Regions from separate parts of the Homo sapiens genome. Here region 2 is linked to region 1. A link is a contact called in ENCODE Hi-C or POLR2A ChIA-PET data. All regions are on one chromosome and are shown on one strand. The core of a region is the stretch at or near the end of the contact, and the rest is flanking DNA. Distances in the headings are between cores, read along the strand shown. Region 1 holds the start of SLC43A2 (solute carrier family 43 member 2). Region 2 has its middle 21 kb from the start of ABR-AS1.

Region 1 (6,419 bases), core at 2,059-4,558:
TTTGAAAATGTTAGACTGAAGCAGAAACCTTCACCCTAACTTCGCCAGGCACTCCCAGACGAGCCAAATGCGGGGATTTCTGGCCTGAAAGAAAACTGGTGATGCAGACTCCAAGAATCAAGGAGCAGTGTGACCAGAGAGATAAGCTGTGTGGAATCAGCAGCCTTCCCGCCCAGAACGTGGGCTCAGCATGTTTGCCAGATAATAAGAAAAACCAAAATTGGAGGCAGGAGCAAAAGTTCGGGATAAGAAGTTGATGTTCAACCCACAATCCTGACCCTTCACCTTCACTTTGGTTTAGTGGAGTTACCTGTCAAGTCTGCCCAGGGCTTAAAACACCAACTCAGCACTGCGCTGGCACAATCTCTGGGACTCCTCCCACTTAGACAGAGGAGGAAGCTGAGGTTGAGGCAGGAATGAAAGGACCAGACCCAATTCTGCCAAAACCATACAATCAATTAAATCCGTGGACATTCTATTAAAAAAAAACAAAAAACAAAAAACAAACAAAAAACACCTAGAATCTGACCTTCCGACATCATGGTGGGTTAAAAAAAAAACACACAAAAAAACACCTGCCCACAACAGTTCTCTGGTCTGGGTGAGACACTAAAAGCTTTCTCTGGGGACGATGACTTTTTTTCTGCTTTTTTTTTTTTTTTTTAAACCCTGTGTCCAGCCTGAAAGAGCCCACCAGGGAGGCAAGCAGGAAGGGTCACGATCTCTAAGGGGGGAGAGAGGAAAGGAGAGGAAGAAGTAAACACTCCAACCTGTGCCTTTCGGGGACAGGCATTAATCTCCTAACAACTCTTGGCCAAAGCAGAAAGCTTGTTCAGGGAACAAGGTCTGACTCTTCCCAACTCCCAAGATTTCTTGCTGATGTGGGGAAAGACCTGCCAAGAACCCTTAGGCTATTAGGAAATATTTTTGAGTGGCTAAAGGCTAAAGGTTAGTTATAAATGATATACTTTCTGTCCTCTCCCCGCGGCCTCTGCATTCTCCTGCTTTCTCCTGCCCTGAACCTCTCCAGCTAAGCCTCCCTCCCTAGAGACTGGGACACACAGGAATCTCCGGGGCAGATCAGAGAAGGGAAACAGGGAGGCTTCCACAAAGGATTACACCCAGCATGAGCTGGTCCAAAGCTTTCTCTTCCTGCAAAGAGCTCTAGAAAGAAAAGGCCTGCTGCTGGGGATTCAGGAAGTCAAACCTGGGCTACCTCCATCTAAGGGCACTCTAGCACTGGCGACAGGGATTATGTGAGCTCAGCTATTATGCAGCTACCGTTGGGATCAAGGAGAAGGCAGAGGGAAAATTTCCTGTCAAGGTTGCCTAAGAAGGAGGGTAGGAGGCTAGAGGCTGGGGGCTGCTGTGGCCCTCCTGTGGGGCTGAATTTACTGCCCTGTAGTCATCAGGACCCTCCAACAGGGTATGAAGGTGTGAAGGTAAGTGTGTGTTGGGTGGTGCAGATGTCATGTAGAGAAGCATCCTCAGCCTGCCTTCAGCAATTCCAGTGACAAGGCAAAGAGGAGAGAACAACCCTAGCATCATTTCCATAAACGTTCCTTTCTTCTCTTCCCCTTCATCCCCATGGGGTTGGAAAGCCACGGAGATGTCCTCAGAGCCCGTGGGGGAAATGTCCTTTGGAGAATCATAAGGCAGCAAAAATAGACAAGAAATTGTGTCCAGCAAGCACTTAGGAGACTCCACAATGGCCTGAGGAACGTCTAGATTCTAGATGAGCCCTCCCTGGGGTGGAGGCAAGGCCACTTCCTCTCCTGCTGCACCCCAGCCCCTTAATCTGGAGTTCCTCTTTCTCACAAGCAGACAGCAACATGTTTACTACCAGCCAAGCTATGTTCCAGGGCTGGGAGGAGAGGAGAGCAGTCCAGCACTGTTCGTAGCGGGTGGAAGGAACACCCTGGACAGCAGGTGGGGTTCTGGGTGGATGGCAGGCCCAGGCTCTGCGGCCTTGCGCAAGACAGATCGCTCTGAGCCTCGATGTCTTCGTCCACAAAACAGGGGCAATGACAAGTACCCGGCAGGGCTGGGTGAGGATCAGATGGGCCTTCTGATACCCTAGAGGCACTGGGCAATGCGGTGCTGTGGCTCGCTAGGTCTTCGCCCCCATCCCGCCCCCTCCCAAAGCCCCAGCTCCAGGAGCCCCCCGCAACCCCAGGCGCTTGTCTCACCTGGCTCGGTACACAGGTAGGAGTAAAAGCCCTCTGACTTGAGCATGATGAGCAGCGAGCCCCAGCCCAGGAGGACTGCCGAGAAGAGGAGGTTCTCCAGCACGGCCGTGCAGGCCATCCACCAGCGGCGCCGATGGGCAGTGGCCAGGGTGGGCGCCATGGTGCGGCGCGGCGCGGCTCCGGCTCCGGCTCCGGCTCTGCACCACCTGCGCACAGAACTCGGCGTCAGCGGCCGGCCCTTGCCCAGCCCCTGCGGCCGCCCCCAGCAGCCCCGACCGCTGCCGCAGGGCTCGGGATTGCCACCCCTCCCCGGCCGCGGCGGCCGGTGCGCGCAGCAGAGGAAGCGAACCCCAGCCCTGCCCGGACCTGGGACACCCCGAGCCCGCGGCCGGCTCGTACCGCTGCCCTCCGCTACGACAGAGCCGCCCCGGCCAGGCAGGGAGACGTCTCCCGCAGCTCACTCCGAGGTAAACTGAGGCATGGAGGCAAGAAGGGGCTAACGCATGCTCAGGGCCGTGGAACTAGTCCTGGCCTGCAGCAGGACTGACATCGCCTGGGGCCAGCATGGAACGCAGCGTGAGGTGGGCAGGGGCAGATCCGAGGGCTGCCTCTCCCAGGGACCCTGACAGGTGCCCTCCCGCCCGCGCCCGAGACCCTTCCCCAGAGCTGGTTTCTTCAACCACAAGATCAGCGCCCAGACCTACGGAACGGCCCGCCCCGGCGCGCTCATTGGCCGGACGGCGCAGGAACTGCCGCGCCATTGGCCGCCGTCTAGGTCGCTAGGCGCTGCGGCCACGCGAACCCAGCGTGGGAGACGAGGAGCCGGTTCAAACCGGTGGCGCGAGCCAGCCGCGCGACCCCCATCTCGGGCGTTCCCCCGGCAACTCGCCCGTTTCCATGGCCTCGGACCCCCGCGCCTCCATTCCCCAGCCCGCATCTGTTCGTCATCTCTTCCCTGGCGGCCCCTCATCGCTCCATCTCTCTCCTCGTTCCCACGTTTTCTCCCTACGCCCCTTCGGCGGCCGCTTCTGCCCCCGCGCCCTCGCCCCGGCCGCGATCCCCTCCCTGCTGCAGCTCACCCGGCTCCTCCGGCGTGTGTCGGGCCCGCCCGGCGCCTTTTCTGCCCTCTTTTATTCCAGCCCTTTTATTCCGACCCCAAGAAGAAAACACTGCCGCCCGCTGATTGGCTGAGCGGGGCTGGAAACAGGCGTCGACCAATCAGCAGCCAGCCCCCCGCCCGCCCCGCCGCGAGCAGAAGCCGGTTCCGGCCGGACTCGGAGACAAACAAGAGAGATGGGGGACGGGAGGGGCCTGGGCGCTGCGGGCCGGGCCTCGGCTTTGCAGCCTTCAACCCGAGTCACAGCGCGGCCGGGAATCCCCGGCGACATCGCCCCGCGGCCTCTCCAGCGGCCTGACCCTGCGAGGCTGGGGCTCCGGCTCCGCGTCCCGGCCCCCAGCGGACTCCCCCCAGAAGCCGCCGGGCCACCAGCGCCCCCAGCCGGGCTCTCCCGCGGCCGCCCCGCCGTCCCCAGCTGCCCCCTGCGCGCGGGTCACCACGCCCAGATGCGCCGGCTCCGCACGGTGGTTCCACTCTCGAATCCCCACCCCGCCTCCTCCCCACGCAGCGCCGCCGTCCCCGCCGCCTCGGGCTTTGGGTCCTGGTTCCTCGCTCCCCCGCCCCGGTGGTTCCCGTCCCGGCGTATTCGGGGCCTGGGATCCCGGACCCGGTCCAGCCGTGGCGCCCCCCGCTGATGCACCGACCCCTTCCCCTCTCCCCGGTGGCGTCTGCCCGGTCCCTGGAAGTTGGCCCTTGGAAATCTGCAAGGGGATTTGGGGCTGGTCTGTCCCGTCCTAGGATGGGGTCTCCTGAGCTCCCCCCATCAGACTGACCTTTCTCCGCCCGTGTTCACGCACTGCTCGGTCCTCCGGGGACCCTCCACCCTTGATCGTCATCTGGGTGCTCCCTGCCCGCGCTGGCCACCTTCACCCCGTTCCCCGTCCCTTTCAGGGAAGGTCCCCTCTGCAGGGCGATGCTACGGGCCACGTCCGCCAGCTGGTACAAGCTAGGGAGGGTTCGAGGGGGCTCCGGGTCCCCGTCTGATAAGCCCGGGCTCCGAAAGCTCAGCTCCCCGTCTTCGTCCCCCGGATTCGAGGCACTAACCCGACCCGGGAAGACCCTCTGACTGCCCCAGAATCGCCTTGGTCACCCTGGCTCGCTCCGGGGGGCTGGCTTAGCACCCCAGGGCTGCCGCGCGGTGTCCACGTCTGGAATCCCAGCGGTTTGGGAGGCTAAGGTCGGAGGGCCACTTGGGGACAGGAGTTTGAGACCAGCCTGGGCAGCATGGCGAGAACCATCTCTACCAAAATAAAAACCAAAAATAAAACCCCACCACCACCCCAGGGCTGTGGGAGCCCCAAACGCCTCTTGCTCCACCTGCCCCAGTCCGAGTGTGCCCCCTACTGTCTAGAATCCGCCCGGGCCACCTGGCGAGGGCAACCTCCCCCAGACAACGCTTGGAGCTGTCAGCCTGCTGGGGGGCGGCTCCAGCTGGTAGCCTACCCGGTTCCTCACCCTGTGGAACCCTTCCCACTCCCAAGGTTTCAACTGCCATCTGAAAAATCTCTTTCTTCACCCTTCCCTCCTCTTTGAGCAGCCTGACGGCGCTGCAGGGCTCAAACATGCCTCAAATATCCCCCAGAACTGTCCTCCACATTTTCTCTCAGATAACCATACTACTACTGTCTACTGAAGTTAGATACCAAGAACCCTGTCTTTTTTCTTTTTCTTTTTTTTTTTTTTTTTTTGAGACAGGATCTCAGGCACCCAGACTGCTGGAGTGTGGTGGCATGATCATAGCTCACTGCAGCCTCGACCTCCTGGGCTTAGGTGATCCTCCTGCCTCAGCCTCCCAAGTAGCTGGGACCACAGGTGCATGCTACCACACTTGGCTAATTTTTGTATTTTTTGTACAGATAGGGTCTTGCCCTGTTGCCCAGGCTGGTCTTGAAGTCTTGGGCTCAAGTGATCCTCCCACCTCAGCCTCCCAAAGTGCAGGGATTACAGGCATGACTCACAGTGCCCTGCTGAGAACCATCCTTTCATCAGACATTTGTTAGGCAGTCGCTGTGATTCTGCCTCTCCCTCACCGCATCCCCATCAAACTGATACAGCTGTATCTCCTACATATTTACCTAATCGGTCCATCTGTGCCCTTAGGCCCGCAACTACTGTTGTTGAGCCACCTTCAGATTTCAGTTCCTCAAATCCAGCCCCCATCTCATCCCAGGGCACTAAGGGAAATGTAAATGTGACTTCTGCCAAAATCCTTCAGAAACTATTATTTGTAAAACAGGATAAAGTTCCAGTTCCTGGCTGGGCACGGTGGCTCACACCTGTAATACCAGCACTTCGGGAGGCTGAGGCGGGCAGATCACTTGAGGTCAGGAGTTAAAGACCAGCCTGGCCAACATGGTGAAACCCTGTCTCTACTAAAAATACAAAAATGGCTGGGCGCGGTGGCTCACGCCTGTAATCCCAGCACTTTGGGAGGCCGAGGTGGGCAGATCACAAGATCAGGAGTACGATACCAGTCTGGCCAAGATGGTGAAACCCTGTCTCTACTAAAGAAACAAAAAATTAGCTGGGTGTGGTGGCGCACACCTGTAATCCCGGCTACTCTGGAGGCTGAGGCAGGAGAATCACTTGAACCTGGGAGGCGGAAGTTGAAGTGAGCCGAGATCGTGCCACTGCACTCCAGCCTGGGCAACAAGAGCGAAACTTTGTCTGAAAAGAAAAAAAAAAAAAAAGATCTGGGTGATGTGGCACACGCCTGTAATCCCAGCTACCTGGGAGGCTGAGGCAGGAGAATTGCTTGAGCTGGGGAGGCAGAGGTTGCGGTGAGCAGAGATTGTGCCACTGTACTCCAGCCTGGGCAACAAAGCGAGACTCCGTCTCAAAAAAATAAACAAAATTTAAAAGTTCCAGTTCCCCAATTTGACCCACACAGGCTCCTCCCTCTCCCTCCCTCTGAAGGACATCTGACCTGCCTGGTCCCCGATGCTCCAGTCACATGGAATTGCCTGTGGTTTCTGCACCTGCTGTTCTCTCTCCTCTAGCTCGCGACATAGCCTCATTTTGGACGGCACCTCCGCTGGGAAGCCTTCCCTAACCACTCCCCATTAATACTGTTCACTTTATTTGTCCACTGCTGGCATTGTTTTATAATTAGC
Region 2 (5,530 bases), core at 2,808-5,307, 430 kb before region 1:
CGCAGCCTCCCCCTCCCGGGTTCAAGCAATTCTCCTGCCTCAGCCTCCCAAGTAGCTAGGATTACAGACGCCCGCCACCACGCCCGGCTAATTTTTGCATTTTCAGTAGAGACAGGGTTTCACCATGTTGGCCAGGCTGACCTCAGTTGAACTCCTGACCTCAGGTGATCCACCCACCTCAGCTGCCCAAAGTGGTGGGATTACAGGTGTGAGCCACAGCACCTGGCCAATTTTTTAAAACTATAAGTTTATTCAGTTTTTTTTTTCTGTCATATAAGTCATAAAGCCAGAATTTTAAAAACTTTTAGACAATAAAAGAGTAAAATGTGACCCATAAAATACACCACCCCAATTAGCATTTTCCAGCTTTTTTTGTATGCATATAATAGAGCTCTTTTTTCTTTTTTTTTTTATTATACTTTAAATTTTAGGGTACATGTGCACAACGTGCAGGTCTGTTACATATGTATACATGTGCCATGTTGGTGTGCTGCAACCATAGAGCTCTTTACAAAGTTTTATAGTTGGCCTTCTCTACCTGGCTGGAAGCCACACTATCCCTATCCAAGGGCACCCTCAGATTCAACCAACCACAGATCAAAAATATTTGGGAGGAAAACAATTAAAAAAAAACACCACAAAAATAAAAAATACAAATAATACAGCATAACAACCACATAGCATTTGCAATGTATTAGGTATTAAAAATAACCTAGAGATAAGTTAAAGTACACGGGGGTCGGGGGCAGGCATGGTGACTCACGCCTGTAATCCCAACACTTTCGGACGATCGCTTGAAGCCAGGAGTTCAAGACCAGCCTGGGCAACATAGCAAGACACTGTCTCCATTAAAAAAAATTTTTTTAAATAAAGTCTATGGGAGACGTGATTAGGTTACATGTAACTATTACAGCACCTTATATAAGAGACTTGGGCGTCCTGGGATTCTGGTATCTGCCAGGGGTCCTGGGGCCAATCCCCCATGAAAATGGAGGGACAGGTGTAATTGGAGTGGCTCTCCAGACTGTGCCCAGGAATTTCTCAGCCTGATCTTTGGCCAGTCCAGCTTCATTTTCTCCCCTCCTCCCGTTACATCAAGCAGAACAAGTTTCACCTAGATGAGCTATGACCTCACTTTATTCGGGGCCTCCGTGGTGCAGACACAAAGATGGATCCCCAGGTGGAAACCCGGGCACGTCATCCCGGTTTGTTCATGGTGCAAGATGTCTCCGGTTACTTCGGGGAGACAGGAACATGACCTGGGTTATCAGCACCGTCCAGGGACACCAGAGATAAAGCCTCATCTATAACATCCCCAGTAAAAAGCTGAGAATTGCTCCTGACAAGGTCCTGGGGCTCTTCCTTCCTCTGGGCAGGGCTACAGCTTAGAGACTGGGAGAAAGCCTTGGGGTTGGCCAGGGACACCCACCTGCCTCAGGAGGGGCTGTGTTAATGACATCAGCCTTTCAGCAATGGAAACTAAGGAGGATGGGGGGAGGAAAGTACAGGAAGACTTGTAAAGGGAAAGTTCTGTTTGGATTCAGGGCCCAAGCCCCAAACCCTGATAGGAATAAAATGATCAGAGGAGCAGCCGGGGAGGCTTTGGTGCCCCTCAGGCAGCCGCATCACTCAAGACTGTTCACATCAGCAATAGCTTCACGGGGCCGGTGTCCACGAGGCTGCTGCTCCGGATGCAAAGCACAATGCTTTAGGTCAGGATGTGGGTTCTAGAGACAGAACAGACCCGGTTCACGGCCTGGTGTCACGACGTATTGAACCTCTCTGAGCTTCAGTCTCTTCAGTAATGACGGTAAGTGCTTTAACTGAGATTGTTAACAAGACCCAGCGAGATCGTGAAAAGAAGACACCCCGCACAGCGCCTGTTCCCTCGTTAGCACTCACGCAGTATCAGCTATTATCATCATGCTGGCTGACTTTTATGTGAGCGTGTATAACACGGGTACACACACACACAACACCTCTCTCCGGAGGGTAAAAACAAGACAAAAAGTGAAACAGGCCCCCCGATGCCGAAGAGATGACGGCAACCCCGATATTGTGCGTGGTGTGAAGGTCACCAAAGCAAAACCACACGCTTTGTTTTCTGGGGGTGTCTCATTGACAGTGCAGAGGTAGCTTACTAGCATTTTTGCTTGTTTGTTTGTTTTTTTGAGAGAGTCTCGCTCTGTTGCCCAGGCTGGTGTGCAGTGGCGTGATCTCTGGCTCACTGCAACCTCTGCCTCCCACGTTCACGCCATTCTCCTGCCTCAGCCTCCTGAGTAGCTGGGACAACAGGCGCCCACCACCACGCCCGGCTAATTTTTTTGTATGTTTAGTAGAGATGGGGTTTCACCGTGTTAGCCAGGATGCTCTCGATCTCCTGACCTCGTGATCCGCCCGCGTCGGCCTCCCAAAGTGCTGGGATTACAGGCGTGAGCCACCGCGCCCATCCTGCTTACTAGTGTTTCTTAAAAAGTCAAAGCAACGCTATTCTTCATAAGTGTGTTCCTCCCATACTTTGCTATTCAAGAGCAGCTAGATTAAGAGAAAGAAGATCCATCTAGAAAAACATAATCCCTTTGCCTCCTTTTATTTATTTATTTTTCGAAACAGAGTCTGGCTCTGTAGCCGCTCTGTTGCCCAGGTTGGGGCACCACCATGCCCAGCTAATTTTTGTATTTTTAGCATAGATGGGGTTTCCCCATGTTGGCTAGGCTGGTCTCCAACTCCCGACCTCAGGTGATCCACCCCCTTCGGCCTCCCAAAGTGCTGGGATTACAGGTGTGAGACACCGCACCTGGCCCAAGAACCTCTTTATAACAGATGCAGCCATACCAGAGCCCCAGAGCGCACATTCAAAAGAGAATCTCCAACCTCTTATTACTCATCTTAGATCACTCATTCTAAATTGCAAATTCAAAGGGGATCCCGGCTGTCTCTTTCCTATACTCTTCAGCGAACAGTCCCCAAACACACACGTGCCCACTCATGATGAAGTTGCATTCAGAGTATTTCCCCTATGGACAAAGAGGCTCAGATTCCTGACCCTCTTCTGAAAGGCCCCAGCTGCCCCCTTTTCACATCTTCACATATGAGCTGGCAGCAAATGTTGCATGAAATGAAGACCCTGTTAGGAAAGGGAAGGTGATCCATAGCCATCTACTCCTAATCCGCTGACCCTTGATGAAATAGGCCTAGGTTTAGGGTTAGGAAACACTGCGGCTAGAAACAGAGACCTTGGAGACAAATGGCCCTCTTGTTTCAACAAGGAAGCTTCTACTGCTTGGGAGAAAGTGGTCAGCTCAGCTCTCCTCGAACCCTACTATTTAGGTTGGTGCAAAAGTAATTGCTGTTTTTGCCATTACTTTTTTTTTTTTTTTAAGATGGAGTCTTGCTCTGTCCCCCAGGCTACAGTACAGTGGTGTGATCTCGGTTCACTACAACCTCCGCCTCCCGAGTTCAAGCAATTCTCCTGCCTCAGCCTCCCAAGTAGGTGGGATTAAAGGCATGCACCACCACGCCTGGCTAATTTTGTATTTTTAGTAGCGACGAGGTTTCATCATGTTGGCCAGGCTGGTCTCGAACTCCCGACCTCAGGTGATCCGCCCGCCTCGGCCTCCCAGAGTGCTGGGATGACAGGCGTGAGCCATCGCGCCCAGCCCCATTCCTTTTAAAAGGTCTTTCACTTGCCGGTGTGAGCAGAGGATCCTGGGGAGACTCCTTGGAAGGGGCTTCGGATCCAGCCAGGCTCCCGCGCAGTCCTCAGGGGGCGTGGCCCGGCTCGTGGGGGCGGAGTCCATGGGGGGCGGGGTCCGCGGGGAGGAGCCTGCGGGGCGGTCCCCCGTGGGGGCGGGGCCTTGAGGGGGCGGGGCCCGCGGGGGGCGGAGTCTGCGGGGGCGGGGCCCGCGGGGACGGAGTCTGCGGGGGCGGGGCCCGCGGGGACGGAGTCTGCGGGGGCGGGGCCCGCGGGGACGGAGTCTGCGGGGGCGGGGGCCGCAGGTCCTGGTCACGTGATGAGGCTGCGGTAAGTCGCCCGGGCTGCCTAGTCCTCCAGGCGCGGTTAATCCAGTCGGGAACCCCTGAGTCACCGCCCGCCGCCGCTGCGAGGAGCCCGGCGAGTGTTCGGCCTCGGTTTCTGAGGTTTCGGCGGGAGCGGTGATGCAGACGCCTTCAGGGCCCGGGTCGTGTCCGTGACTCGCGCAGGAAGGCGGATGGCGCCCCCCGGGCCTGCCTACACCCTGGGAACCTCGCGGGGCGAAGGGGGCTCGGGCGCTCTCTCCGCGTGGCGAGAGACCCGCCAGGGGGTGTGGCGTGAGTGTGTGTCCCGCCAGGACGTTCCGGTGGCGCCGCCTGACGCGGGAGGAGAAACCAGCTCCAGCTCCTCATCTGGATTTTACATAAATCCATGGCTCAAAGTGCTTTCCTGTCCGGACCTCGGTGCCGGCTTCACGGGGGAAATCCCTGGAGCCGAGGGGAGGGCACGAGAAACCACCGACCCCCGGCCCACGGGCCAGCCCAGTCCACTCCTCCCGGCCTCTCCCTCATCTCGGCCTGGGCCCCGCAGAAGCCACCACCAGGGCTCCTGGATTCCACCAGGGGCATCTTAGTCCCCAGCGGGGCATTTAAAGACTTAATGTGGGCCGGGCGCGGTGGCTCAGGCCTGTCATCCCAGCACTTTGGGAGGACGAGGCGGGCGGATCACCTGAGGTTGGGAGTTCGAGACCAGCCTGGACGGCATGGTGAAACCCCGTCTCTACTAAAATACAAAACATTATCCGGGCGTGGTGGTGCGCGCCTGTAATCCCAGCTACTCGGGAGGCTGAGGCAGGAGAATCGCTTGAACCCGGGAGGCAGAGGTTGCAGTGAGCCGAGATTGCGCCACTGCGCTCCAGCATGGGCGACACAGCGAGACTCTGTCTCAAAAAACAAACAAACAAAAAAAATGAGAAACATGGGTTCAAACTACAGTCCTGAGCCATATGACCTGAAAGGACTATATATACAAAGGTGGTCCAGAAGATTATAATCCTGTATTTTTTCCTGTACCTTTTGTACGCTTAGACGTGTTCAGATACACAAACATTTTCCATTGTGTTACAACGGCCTATAGTATTCAGTATAGTGACCTGCTATACAGGTTCGTACCTAGGAGCAGTAAGCTGTCTATATCATATATCATATCTATATCACATAGTGGGCTATACCATTGAGCCTACTATGTACCTGGGCTGTATGTTAGTATTTAGGTTTGTGTGAAATATACAGCCAGGTGATTTTTGTATTTAGGTTTGTGTAAAATATACTATGATGCTTGCACAACAGTGAAATCATCTACACATTTCTCAGAACCTCTTTTTTTCTTTTCTTTTTCTTTTTCTTTTTTTTTTTTTTTTTTTTGAGACTGAGTCTCGCGCTATCACCCAGGCTGGAGTGCAAGGGCGTGATCTCGGCTCACTGCATCCTCTGCCTCCTGGGTTAAAGTGATTCTCCTGCCTCAGCCTCCCAAGTAGCTGGGATAACGGGTGCACCA

The links. Hi-C counts contacts between places; a loop is a spot of excess contacts on that map. ChIA-PET counts read pairs that join two places held with the same protein, here RNA polymerase II (POLR2A). Pooled maps may share reads with other maps.
Region 2: a pooled map shows a loop between it and region 1 (3-fold over the local background). The contact joins the enhancer-like site here to the promoter of SLC43A2 in region 1. A Hi-C loop is called at or near these places in 1 of 37 single-sample maps with no recorded cell type and 7 of 50 pooled maps. POLR2A ChIA-PET finds 5 or more read pairs at or near these places in 1 of 52 experiments (activated CD8-positive, alpha-beta memory T cell).

The regions. Positions count from the first base shown.
Region 1 is chr17:1,625,526-1,631,944 of GRCh38, forward strand. SLC43A2 (solute carrier family 43 member 2) reads right to left here and starts at 3,309. Exons shown (of 14, transcript NM_152346.3): 1 at 3,269-3,309; 2 at 2,190-2,395. The coding sequence starts at 2,349. RefSeq lists enhancers at 1,482-2,019, 2,020-2,557.
Region 2 is chr17:1,199,525-1,205,054 of GRCh38, forward strand. It overlaps a transcript of ABR not described here. Among named protein-coding and RNA genes, the nearest start is that of ABR-AS1, 21 kb to the left of the region's middle. RefSeq lists an enhancer at 83-132. Within about 2 kb of position 4,058, at least 24 of the 41 ENCODE cell types and tissues checked have a DNase peak (open chromatin) inside an H3K27ac peak, as active enhancers do.